Regions from separate parts of the Homo sapiens genome. Here region 1 is linked to region 2. Evidence: chromatin contacts called from ENCODE Hi-C or POLR2A ChIA-PET data. All regions are on one chromosome and are shown on one strand. Each heading gives the region's core, a stretch centred on a gene start or an enhancer-like site at or near the end of the contact. The rest is flanking DNA. Distances are from core to core; before and after follow the strand shown. Region 1 overlaps LINC01973 (long intergenic non-protein coding RNA 1973). Region 2 overlaps CYTH1 (cytohesin 1).

Region 1 (5,772 bases), core at 3,005-5,504, 870 kb before region 2:
TTATTGGGTCTCAGTTGGAAACAGTGGCTCACGACTATAATCCCAGCACTTTGGGAGGCTAAGGCAGGTGGATCGCTTGAGGTCAGGAGTTCAAGTCCAGCCTGGTCAACATGGTGAAACCCTGTCTCTACTAAAAATACAAAAATTAGCCAGGCATGGTGGCACACGCCTGTAATCCCAGCTACTCGGAAGGTTGAGGCATGAGAATCACTTGAACCAGAAAGGTGGAGATTTCAGCGAGCTGAGATCGCACCACTGCACTCCAGCCTGGGTGACAAAGCGAGACTCTGTCTCAAAAAAAAAAAAAAAAAATTGGGTCTCAATTTCCTCCTCTCCAATGCAGGGTTAATGGCACTTCGCCTGCCAATTTCTCAGGGCCATTGCTGGAAAGAAATAAAATGAAGGATATAAAAACTATCAAGGCAAAGGCTAATGTAAAAGATTCTTCTGATTCCTACTCAAAGGGAGGAGGAGGTTGAGGGAGGAGGAGGTTGAGGTCCAACCAGAAGCTGGCGGCCTCCTGAAGTTTCGACAGCACACTTCTCTAAAAGCAAGCTTAGGAAGATCAAGGCACCCACAGGGCTTTGAATCTCACTAGCAACCTCTGGCAACCCTTCCATTCTGCTCAGATTGACATTGTGCTAAAGAGCCTGCCTTTGGCCCCTTTGAGGGCTTCTTGGATTTGCAGGGAAAGTTAGGGACTGCTTCTGTGACCAAAATCAGAAGCCATTTCTACAGCACCTGCTAGAAGAGCTGGCTTCCCTCTCTGTCTAACATAATCCCATTTTCTGCCTCCAACATCTATGGCTTGAAATCTGTGCTGCCTTATGGCATGGAGGAGAGAGCACCAGAAAATGAGCCTAAAAAGTCAGAAGTTCAAAAAAGAGAAACAGAAAACATTAGCACCTTTATCCTACTGACCTGCAGGCAGCATCCTGCACCAGGACTGTGAGGAAGCCAAGAGAAGCCGAGAGCAGGCATAAGATGCAAAACAGAGTAAAATAAATAAAAGTCACGCATCGTGTTAGGGAGAGGGTCCACGTGGCCGACCAATGGCAGCAGACAGCCCCTCCTGACAGCTGCAGCTTTAGGGGGCCTTCAGAGTGGTTTCCATGGCACCCGTGCCTTCATAATCCTCACCCAAGCGGCTCTCCTTCAGCTCACCTTGCGTCACCAAGCTGGAGGAGAAATGAAGTAAGTGTGACAAATATGCTGATATCCAGAGAGAAAGAGAAGGTGGGGGAAGGAGGGAGGCAAGCCCAGGGGCTTCCTCCAGGGCAAGTGGCTGGGGTCCCTGCCTGGGGCTCTGAGGGCATTTCTGGGGGACCAGGCCTAACCAAACTCTGATTTAGAAAAATCCAGGGACTCAAATACCCAAACAGTTTGGAGAGAAAGGTGATCTGAGCTCCTGTGGGCAGATGGTCGGGCCTTACACAGCAGGTCCCTGGGAACACAGAACCCTGGGGCACCAGGCTCCATGGCCACCACGGTCAGGTCTTATTGTGCTCACTCCCCTCCAGGCCCCTGGCAGAAAGTTCAGCCTTTATCTCCACGCTGGCATATAAGCTGTGTGGCCTGCATTCACCGTGTGACCTCGCAAAGCCTGTGCTCATCTCTCTGAAAAAATACTGGGTTGTCCTGAATATTGAAAATCCTATATTTAGATGTTCCCAGCTCATGCCTAGGACATAGAAGGATTGCAGACAGCTGCAGATTTTTAATATACCCATTTCGTTGAAGTACAATTCACATGCAATAAAACTCACTAATTTTAAGTATACCATTTGATGGATTTCAACATGTATATGTAGTCATGGAGCCACCACCCAATCGAGATAGAGAATGTCTCTATGATGCAGAAAAGTCCCTCCTGGCCCTCTGCAGTCAATCTTCTCCCCCCATCTTGGCCCCAAGCAACCACTGATGGATTTTCTGTCCCTAAAGCTCTGCCTTTTCCAGAATGTCATATATACAGAGGCCTCTGTGTCTGGCTTCCTTCACTTCGCACAATGCTTTCAAGGCTCACCCACATTGCTGCATGTACCAGTAGCTCCTTCCTTTTCCCTGCTGGATAGCATTCCATCCTTTGGATTAAACAGAAACTTTCTTGCGTGTGTGTGTGTGTATGTGTATGAGACTGGGTCTTGCTCTGTTGCCCAGACTGGAGTGTAGTGGCCTGATCATAGCTCACTGCAGCCTCGGCCTCCTAGACTCAAGCAATCCTGTTGCATCAGCCTCCCGAGTAGCTGGGACTGCAGGTGTGCACCACCATGCCCAGCTAAATTTTTTTATTTATTGTATTTTATTTCCTGTTTTTTTCTTGTTTTTTTTTTTTTTTTTTTTTTAGAGATGGGGTCTCACTATGTTGCCCATGCTGGTCTCAAACTCCTAGGCTAAAGCAATCTTCCTACCTTGGCCTCTCTAAGTGCTGGGATTAAAGCCGTGAGCCACTGCACCCAGTCAATAATAACTTTTTAAATATTTGATTATGTTTAATGATACTTGAAGTCCACCCTGAGTCCTGTTCCCCTTTGTAATACTCTGCTGTTTCTTCTTGGGTTCATCTCAGAGGTATCATCATGGTCACACCTTCCTGGCATGTTCCTGAGCTTTTATCTTCACGCAGACCCAGTAGTACCTGCTGGTGGGGAGAGGGGTAGGGAAGGGGTGGGGGTCGCCCACCCAACCCAGGCTCACCCCCAATCCCATGTGAAACTGCGCCCACCCGCCATGGCTGCACCCATGGGTGTCACCAGTGGGACAACAGTGCAGGCGTGGCCTTGCTGTAGCATGCCTGGTCCACCTAATGCTTTCCCAGCCCCTGCCTGACCTTTGCCAAATCTGTCCTTTCTTTCTCAGCCCTAGAGCCCCACAGAGAAGGTGGCGTGGAAGGTCCCCACAAAAGAATCCAGCCCTTCTCCATCCACTGATTTCTTTTCTTTCATTCATTCAACAAGAAATTATTGACGGGCTTCCTGTGCCAGGCACAGGCCAGGGGCTGGGTGGCAGGCAGAGGGGCAGCCTCCAGGGCCGCAGGGCCCAGCCAGGCCCACCTCCATCACCTCTCCTTCCCCGCCCCAGACTTGGCCCAATAGGCAGGACTGAAACGAAACCTCGCCCCTCCAGCATCCTCCAATTTCTTGCTCTTAGTTCAGACCCTGCACAGCAGCAGGCAATTGAAAAGGACTTCCGGATACCCGCTCACACTTTCATCCTTCTTTTCTCTCTGCCTTTTTTCATCTTCTTTTTAAAAATGCTCTTTAATAGTGGGAAAGTTAGCATGAAAAGGAGAGAAAATGAGGCTTGAAAAGAATGTGTCTGATGTGCAGCAATTTGTTCACCTGCGAGAGGTTCTTCCCCTCCTGAACCTCGCTGCTGGGGGGCCCAGCGCTGCCGGGCGGCAGGAGGCGGGAGGCGGCTGGGAAGCTAGAGGAGGCCCGCTCTTCTGCCCTTCTGAAAGCAGAGGCAGGAGGTGGGTCAAGGTAAGAGATTGGCCTCATGACAGCAAGTAAAGTCAGGGTCGTAGGAGACCAGGGTCACCTGCCATGTCCCTCTGGCATCTGTTGGAGCCACAATAGGGACCTGGAGAATTGTTCACCATAAGGCATTTCCTTTCCTGTCTTAAGGCAAGAGCCTGGTGTCCTGTGTGGTGGGGAAAGGGGGCCTAGAGTCAGGGAATGGGGTCCCAGCAGGGCAGGTTCAGGGCCTGGTCACCCCAGGACTCAGACCACCATTTCTTCCTCCCTCCTACTTGGGCTCCAGCCACATGCCCCACTGACCTCTGGAAGAGCCAGTCAGATCCCAGCGAAGGATCCTTCCCCGAGGATCCCAGCTGGGCTTAGGGTTTCAAGAAAGCCTCAACTGGCCTCCATCCACTCTGCGCTGGACTGAACCAGCTGCCCCCTCCCCTTACTCAATGAGAAAGCTCAGGACCCACATGCAAGACAGAGCCTGCAAGAGAAGACCCCCGTCGAGCTCCTTTCCTGCAAAGGAGACCATTCTTTGGCTCCTATCATGAGAGGCAGGGAGGCAGGGAGGCAGGGAGGCAGGGAGGCAGGGCCAAAGTACCCACAGGGCAGGTGCTGCTAGAGCTTGTTTCCCTGGGAAATGACAGAGGGGTACGACGCCAGCGAGCCTGGAGTCTTGACAGGCTGGACGGCCCAATGATTAGACAGTGGGCTCTGGGCCAGCCTGCCTGGGTTCAGATAAAATCAGATCAAATCCATTTGCTGCTTATTAGCTGTGTGGCCAGGACTGGAACCAGACAGAAACTGGGGGTGATTATAGCGGTGCCTCTCTGAGTCATTGTATAAGTTACCACCCATAATGCTCTTGGGATGGTACTTGGCACACAGTAGGTGCACGGAGAAGGCTGGTGTCCCGAGCTCAGCATCATTATTCAGCCAGACCCTCCCCAGCATAGTAGCGCCCACCCCGCTGGCAGGATAGGAGGATGGAGGATGGGTACTTCCCCCCTCCCCTTCCACCTGGGGCAGGGAGAATCTGCCAGGAGTGCCCCGTCCCTGAGCTCCAGCCTCCCCCACCACCCCCAGTGACAAAGACAGAGCTGGAGCTGGGCTGGGTAGCAAAAGCTGCAGACAGGGGGCTGGGCTGATACCTCAGGGTTGCCCCCACACTGCACAACTCTGGGGATGCCATTTACATCAACAGCCCATGGTGGCCCCTGCCCAGGGCCAAGGCACAAGCTCTGGAGGAGACAGGCCAGGGTTCCCTGAGATGCCGTTTGCCCACCAAAGGCTGCTTCAAAGCCCCAAAGAATAAGCCTGACAAGGCAGAGACAGAAGCATGGGCTGAGAAGGGCCTGGGAGCCCGATTTGCCGGTGGGCCCAGCCTGGGGGGACGTGGGTTTTCCCTTCTCCTGGAGCACAGTGGCCTAGTTTTGTCCTGGAGACTGAAAAGACAGACCCAGCGAAAAGCTTCATGCTGTCCCTCCCTCAAAGCCATCTCACGCCCACACATCTCCACACCCCTCCCCAGAGGCCAGAGCTGCGGGAACCCCAGTGAGAGTGTGGTTTCCTCTCAGCCTCGCCCCTCAGAGACTTCCGCTCAGCAGCAGCTGCGGCCAGGCCAGCTCGAGGCGAGACATCAGCCAGTCCTTGTGAAACCTCCCTGCACGGTGGAGACAGACAGAGACAGGGCACCAGGCCAGGCCCCTTCCAGTGGAGGGGGCAGCAAGTGAGCAGGGGCGGTCAGAGGGGTGGGAATCACAGGGGAGAACAGTGACTAGGGAGAGTGATAGAGAAGTGTGTGCCACTGCTGTGTGCATGTGCAAATGTGCATGTATGCACATAGGTATGTGTGCTGCACGCTCAAGTGTGTAGTATGTGTGCAAGTGTGTAGGTGGGTGTGTGCAAATGTGTGAGCAAGCACAGCTGTGTGCAAATGTGTAAGTGTGCACTGTATAGGCACAAACGGATATGTGTCAGTGTACAAGTGCTGCTTGTGCAAGTTTGTGGCTGTGTGTGCAAATGTATGCGAGTGTGTCTGTGCCTGTATGCAAATGGGTGTATGCAAGTGTGCAGGTGTGTCACACAAGTGCAAGGGTGCATTTCTGCAAATGCACATGTGTGCAAGTGTGTGGACATGCGTGCAAATGGGTGCTAGTGCACAGGTGTGTGGGTGTGCAAGTGGATGCAAACGCATATATGTGCACATGTGTTCAATGCATGTGTGTGCAACTGTGCACATGTGTGCAAGTGTGTGTGTGTGAGTGCCCTGGAAAAGAGAGAGGGAGAGGAGGAGGGAAGGAAG
Region 2 (5,987 bases), core at 1,675-4,174:
AAAAGAACAGTGCCCCTTCAGGACCCACCATCGCCAACCTCACCACAGCCCTCGGAGGCATCTGGAAACATGTCAAAAAGACTTTGGAAAGTATTAATTTGACATATTCATGATGATAAGGTAAACAGAAATAACCTCCTCCATAAAGACAAAGCAGAAACAGCACAATTTACAAGCGAGAAAGAATAAGAAGAAACCTGAAATTGAAATAAACTTCACACTACTCCTAGAAGTGGTTGCTACAGTAGTTTTAAACGCCCTTTAAAATAAAGTCAAAAATACTGAATGTCATAAATTCCATCTGTGCTGCCCTCTGCTGGCTACATGAAAAGATTGTTAAAAGATTGACATAGAAATTGCACCAAAAAATTCCATTACCTGGCTGGGCGCAGTGGCTCACCCCTGTAATCCCGGCGCTTTGGGAGGCCGAGGCGGGTGGATCACAAGGTCAAGAGATCTAGACCATCTTGGCCAACATGGTGAAACCCCGTCTCTACTGAAAATACAAAAATTAGCCAGGCATGGTGGCACACACTTGTAGTCCCAGCTACTCGGGAGGCTGAGGCAAGAGAATTGCTTCAATCCAGGAGGCAGAGGTTGCAGTGAGCCGACATTGTGCTACTGCACTCCAGCCTGCCAACAGAGCGAGACTCTGTCTCAAAAAAAAGAAAAAAAAATTTCATTACCTTTTGAACATATATAGGGAGAGGAGAGGCAATTCATGTTCTACCCAGCGCATGTGCCAGTTCCTATGTGTATATTCACCAGTACTGATTTCCTGAAAGGGCTTTGTTAATATCAACATTGGTTTGCCCTTTGTCCACACACACTGGCTAATTTGAGGGATAGTGATAATAGGCTTCTACTATACAGGCAGACATAGGCAAAAAACTATATACACAATAAATAATAAGTAACATGCTAGAAAGTGATGGGTGCTATGGGGAAAAGAGAAGTATGTGGCAGGGGGTGGGGTCAGGTATTGTTAAGTTTTAAATAAGACGGTCAGAACAGGCATCACTGCAAAGATAAAATTTAAACCTCAGTTACTTCTTCCTCAACTCCTCCAAAAAAATATTCAGGATTCTCTTTTCTAAAATTCTGAGGTATACAAAATACATGTATATTCTTCTCTGAACCTCCTCTATTCCTCACCATGTAGACTAATGAAATTACGCAACACCTGCAAGATTTTATTACAAAGGCCACTTTCCCACAAGGAGACCCGAGCTCCAAGACCCACAGTGACAGTGCGGCGACCGAGTTTCCTACTTCCTCTGTCTTCCTAGGGTAAAAGTATCACTACATGGTAACCTGAGATTCTCTTACTTTCCATCTGAAAGAGCCTAACACTTTTAGAATGCCGACTCTCCCATTTTCTAGCTGCTCTTCACATATTGATTTACTCATCAGAGTAATAATTTGAAAGGCCAGGTGTGATGGCTCGTGCCTATAATCTCAGCACTTTGGAAGGCCGAGGTGAGAGGATCACTTGAGCCCAGGAGTTCAAGACTAGCCTAGACAACATAAACAGACTCCGTCTCTACAGAAAACTAAAAAATTAGCTGGCTGTGGTGGTGCGTGCCTGTAGTCTCAGCTACTTCAGAGGGCGAGGCAGGTGATGACCATCTGGGCTCAGGAGGTCAAGGCTGCAGTGAGCTGTCATCACCCCACTGCACTCCAGTCTTCGTGACAGAGTCAGACTCTGTCTCAAAAATAATAATAATAAAAGTGTACACTGATTTATTAAAAAAAGATTTGACTCTTTACCATGTGTTCATTCTAAATGATGTCTGTTGAACTGTGCCAAGCACTATGTTAGCCAAGAGCTAGACCTACAAAGGTCAAGAAAACAAAGTATCTCCCTCTTCAAAACACAAGAGTTCATTGGAGGACACAGGTAATGGCAGCGCCAAAAAAAAAAAAAAAAAAAAAAAAAGAAAAAACTACATGGCATGCTAAGGATCAGGCTCTGAAGGCCCAGAGTATGCCAGGCTCGTAGAGTAAGAATAGAAAAAGTCCCTGGGAGGGGTGGGAAGATAGTGGCACAGGTATACTAACGAGGGGAGTGACTTTTAAGAAAATGCACACTCTCAGCAGCATTCTCTGGTATTTAGGAAGAGATCTGGGGAGACTCAAATACTGCACTGCGGTCCCAATCTTGAAGGATCTAGAGGTCAACATCTGCGGGGAGGAGGCACTGTCTGGGAGAGGCAGGACATTTTTAGAGAATACTATTCAGTGATTTTAGCATGTTCACAAAGTTATGCAACCACCACCACTATCTAATTCTAGAACATTTTCATCATCCCCAAAAGAAAACCCCATACCCCATAGGAGTCACCCCCATTCCCGCATCCCCAAACCCCTGACAACCACTAATCTACTTTCTGCCTCTACAGATTTGCCTAATACATGGCCTTGTGTGACTGGTTTCTTTCACCTGGCACAATGTTTTCTATGTTCAGCCATGTTGCAGCATGTGTCAGAACTTCATTCCTTTTTATGACTAAAGAATCTTCCCTTGTAGGGACAGACTTCATCTTCTTTACCCACTCATGAGCTGATGGCATCTGGTTGTTTCCACTTTGGGGTTCTTATGAAAACTGCTGCTATAAGCACGTAAAATTTTGTGTTGTATAGGATCTTTAAAACTATATCTATGTTCCACTTTGATTAAAATAAATTTCACAGTATTTTTGGCCCTTGAGCCCCTATGCTCGGGTCCACTCTCACACTGTGGAGTGTACTTTCATTTTCAATAAATCTCTGTTTTTGTTGCTTCATTCAAAAAAACAAAATAAAATAAATTTCACAATATTTTCTACTTTTCTGAACCCTACCCATTATTCAAAGTCCAGCTCTGCAGCCTCCTCCCATCACATGGCTCTCTCACTGTCCGCCACTGCACCCCACACACCGGAAACAAACTAAAGATGCTGACCCACATTTGTGGTAAGTTTCACCTCTAAACATTCTCTGATTCTGAGAGCTACGAGTCCTATCATCAAAAATGAAAACTCTATGGAACCAGCTTGGCGTGGTTTTACTGGATCACTGAGTAGTCATGCCAGGTGTCCCGTCAGCTGGTGTAAGTATTGATCATCCTGCTGTGTGATTAACAAATAGTTTCAACACAGTCCTGGGTCAAAGGAAAATGTTTACACATCCAACAGGCCCAGGTTACTGTAGGGGACAACAATGCCTAGGTTATCAGGAAAGCTCACTGTTTAACTGGATTCAAGGAATAAATTATAAGCACCAGCCATTTAATGATAAATACAATTGATCTTTCTAGTACTTTTATTACTTGAGAGAATACAGGAGAATTGTCTGAAGAAGGGGGTAAGGGAGATTATTCAATTAATTCATTGGGTTTTCTGTATACTTCTAAACCAAATTCAGTTAGGAATTTTTACCAAAAAATTCCAGCCTTAATTCAAGGATGTTTATGAAAGCAAAGTTCTCTGATCAAATAAGAGTAAGTAAAAACGGGTGGGCGGGAGGAGTGTGCTTGCTTTTGTCCCTTGTTGCTTTGGAGATCTACTTTGATACAGGAGCACTGCAGATCCCCTTCCTGTTTCCTTTGCTCTCCTGCCTTACTAATTATATATCACCCCTTCCTTGCAAAACCACAAGACCAAATGTTACAAGTTACAAAATTGGTGTACTCCACCCATCCTTTACTCAGCTGACACAGAGCAAACTGAACCAGCGCGGTCCTGCCACAGCCCTGAAGACGGAACCATCACATGACAGAGGAGCTTGCGAGAAGGGCCCAACACACCCACATACTGTGTGAGGCAGAGCAAAGGTGGCAGCAGTAAGACCACCAAGGTCAGCCAGTCCAAACTTCTTGATACCTGTTATTGATTTAAAAACAAACTAGGCCAGGCATAGTGGCTCAGACCTGTAATCCCAGCACTTTGGGAGGCCAAGGTGGGAGGATCACTTGAGCCCAAAAGTCTGAGACCAGCCAGCACTTTGGGAGGCGAAGGCAGGCAGATCACCTGTGGTCAGGAGTTCAAGACCAGCCTGGTCAACATGGCGAAACCCCGTCTCCACTAAAAATATAAAAATTAGCCAGGCATGGTGGTAGGCACCTGTAATCCCAGCTACTCGGGAGGCTGAGACAGGAGAATTGCTTGAACCCAGGAGTCAGAGGTTGCAGTGAGCAGAGATTGTGCCATTGCACCCCAGTCTGGGTGACAGATTGAGACTCCATCCCCCCTACAAAAAAAAATTTAAAAATTAGCCAAGTTTGGTGGGTGTGCCTGTGGTCCCAGCTACTCAGGAGATTGAGGTGGGAGGATTGCTTGAGCCCACAGGTCAAGGCTGCAGTAAGCTATGATCATGCCATTATATTCCAGCCTGGGTGACAAATTGAGATCCCTGTCTCAAAAAAATAATAATAACAAATAAAAATAAAAAAATAAAAAAAAACCTAACTAAGCAGAAACCATTGTTTAAAATCTAATTATCTTGCTTTAGAAGGCAGGTGGTTTCAGAAAAAAAGAACTCTAAAACAATCTATTTTTGAAGTGTTTTTTTCCCAAGATTTTCTCCAAGCTTTTACTTAATACATTGTTCAGATGTTTCTCTGCCCTAAAAAAAAAATTCCCTTACAGTTCAAAAAATATTCCTAACAGGTTTAGAAGCAGTCCTCAAATTGCAGAAACTACTATTACCCAAAGAAATACCAAGTGCTCCTAAAATAATACCACATACTTATTCCACAAAATATTTCTTAGCCTGCTCCCTCTGGGTCTGAAAAGGATAGCAAATCAATGGCCAGGGGGTGAGAATATGCTTCTCCACGTGCCCAGAAGGAAGGGAACATGAGATATGGGTGCACAGAGTGGCATCAGCTACGGGAAGCTCATGTGGCATCCAGGCAAGTAATTCAGTGGCCTCCACTAGCACATCAGCAGCAGAGATGCAGAAAAACAGATTACTTCAAGATGCGTTTTGGAAGTAGAATAAACCATACTACTAATGAACTGGATAGGCAGAACAAGAGAAAGGGAAGGCTGATATCAAAACATTCAAAACATTTGATGGGAACACCTATGTGAGCGGATATGCTATTTCTCAGGTGGGGTGAATAAAGAGGGACACAGCACCAGGGGCTCTGCTGTGGCCATGCCAACTGTGAGAGACCCTGTAGGTATCCCCCAGGAGATGTCAAATGTGGCACTGGGATGTCACAGCCTGAAGTTTAGGGGTAGGAAGAGGGCTAAGCTATAGCTGATTCTTGCTATTCAAAGTAGTTATTGTTTAAAAAGTTGTTGCTGTTGCCGGGCACAGTGGCTCATGCCTGTAATCCCAGCACTTTGGGAGGCCTAGGCGGGTGGATCACGAGGTCAGAGTTCGAGACCAGCCTGGCCAGCATGGTGAAACCCCATCTCTATGAAAAATACAAAAATTAGATGGGTGAGGTGGTGGGCGCCTGTAATCCCAGCTACAGCTACAGGCAGGGAGTATTGCTTGAACCCGGGAGGTGGAGGTTGCAGTGAGCCGAGATCACACCAATGCGCTCCAGACTGGGCGAGAGAGCGAGACTCCATCTCAAAAAAAAAAAAAACAAAAATAGTCATTGCTAACACTGAATTGGAAAAGACTAAACCGTTGCTCCTAGGGGAAATACAGGTTAGGTTCCTACAGACCTCTGGTCACACTTTTGTCAACTGAACAATACATAACCTTGTTTATATGGGTTTCTGTTTAAAGATGGCTTATTTAATATATATTGTTGTGTTTTGTTTTGTTTAAGACAGGGTCTCACTCTGTCACCCAGGCTGGAGTCCAGTGGTGACATCCTGGCTCACTGCAACCTCTACCTCCCAGACTCAAGCAATCCTCCCACCTTAGCCACCTGAATAGCTGGAACCATGGGCGCATGGCGGGGGGACATGGGCTCTATTTTTAGTAGACACAGGGTTTCGTCGTGTTGCCCAGGCTGGTCTCAAACCCCTGGGCTCAAGCAA

The links. Hi-C counts contacts between places; a loop is a spot of excess contacts on that map. ChIA-PET counts read pairs that join two places held with the same protein, here RNA polymerase II (POLR2A). Pooled maps may share reads with other maps.
Region 1: a loop to region 2 is called in a pooled map, with 4 times the contacts of the local background. The contact joins two enhancer-like sites. A Hi-C loop is called at or near these places in 1 of 50 pooled maps. POLR2A ChIA-PET finds 5 or more read pairs at or near these places in 3 of 52 experiments (GM12878, OCI-LY7 and activated B cell).

The regions. Positions count from the first base shown.
Region 1 is chr17:77,876,682-77,882,453 of GRCh38, forward strand. It overlaps LINC01973 (long intergenic non-protein coding RNA 1973), which reads right to left. Exons shown (of 2, transcript NR_028337.1): 2 at 2,320-5,772. Among named protein-coding and RNA genes, the nearest start is that of LINC01973, 4.5 kb to the right of the region's middle. Within about 2 kb of position 4,255, at least 3 of the 41 ENCODE cell types and tissues checked have a DNase peak (open chromatin) inside an H3K27ac peak, as active enhancers do.
Region 2 is chr17:78,745,232-78,751,218 of GRCh38, forward strand. All of the region lies in intron 1 of CYTH1 (cytohesin 1), which reads right to left. Among named protein-coding and RNA genes, the nearest start is that of CYTH1, 34 kb to the right of the region's middle. RefSeq lists enhancers at 3,683-3,742, 3,803-3,872. Within about 2 kb of position 2,925, at least 29 of the 41 ENCODE cell types and tissues checked have a DNase peak (open chromatin) inside an H3K27ac peak, as active enhancers do.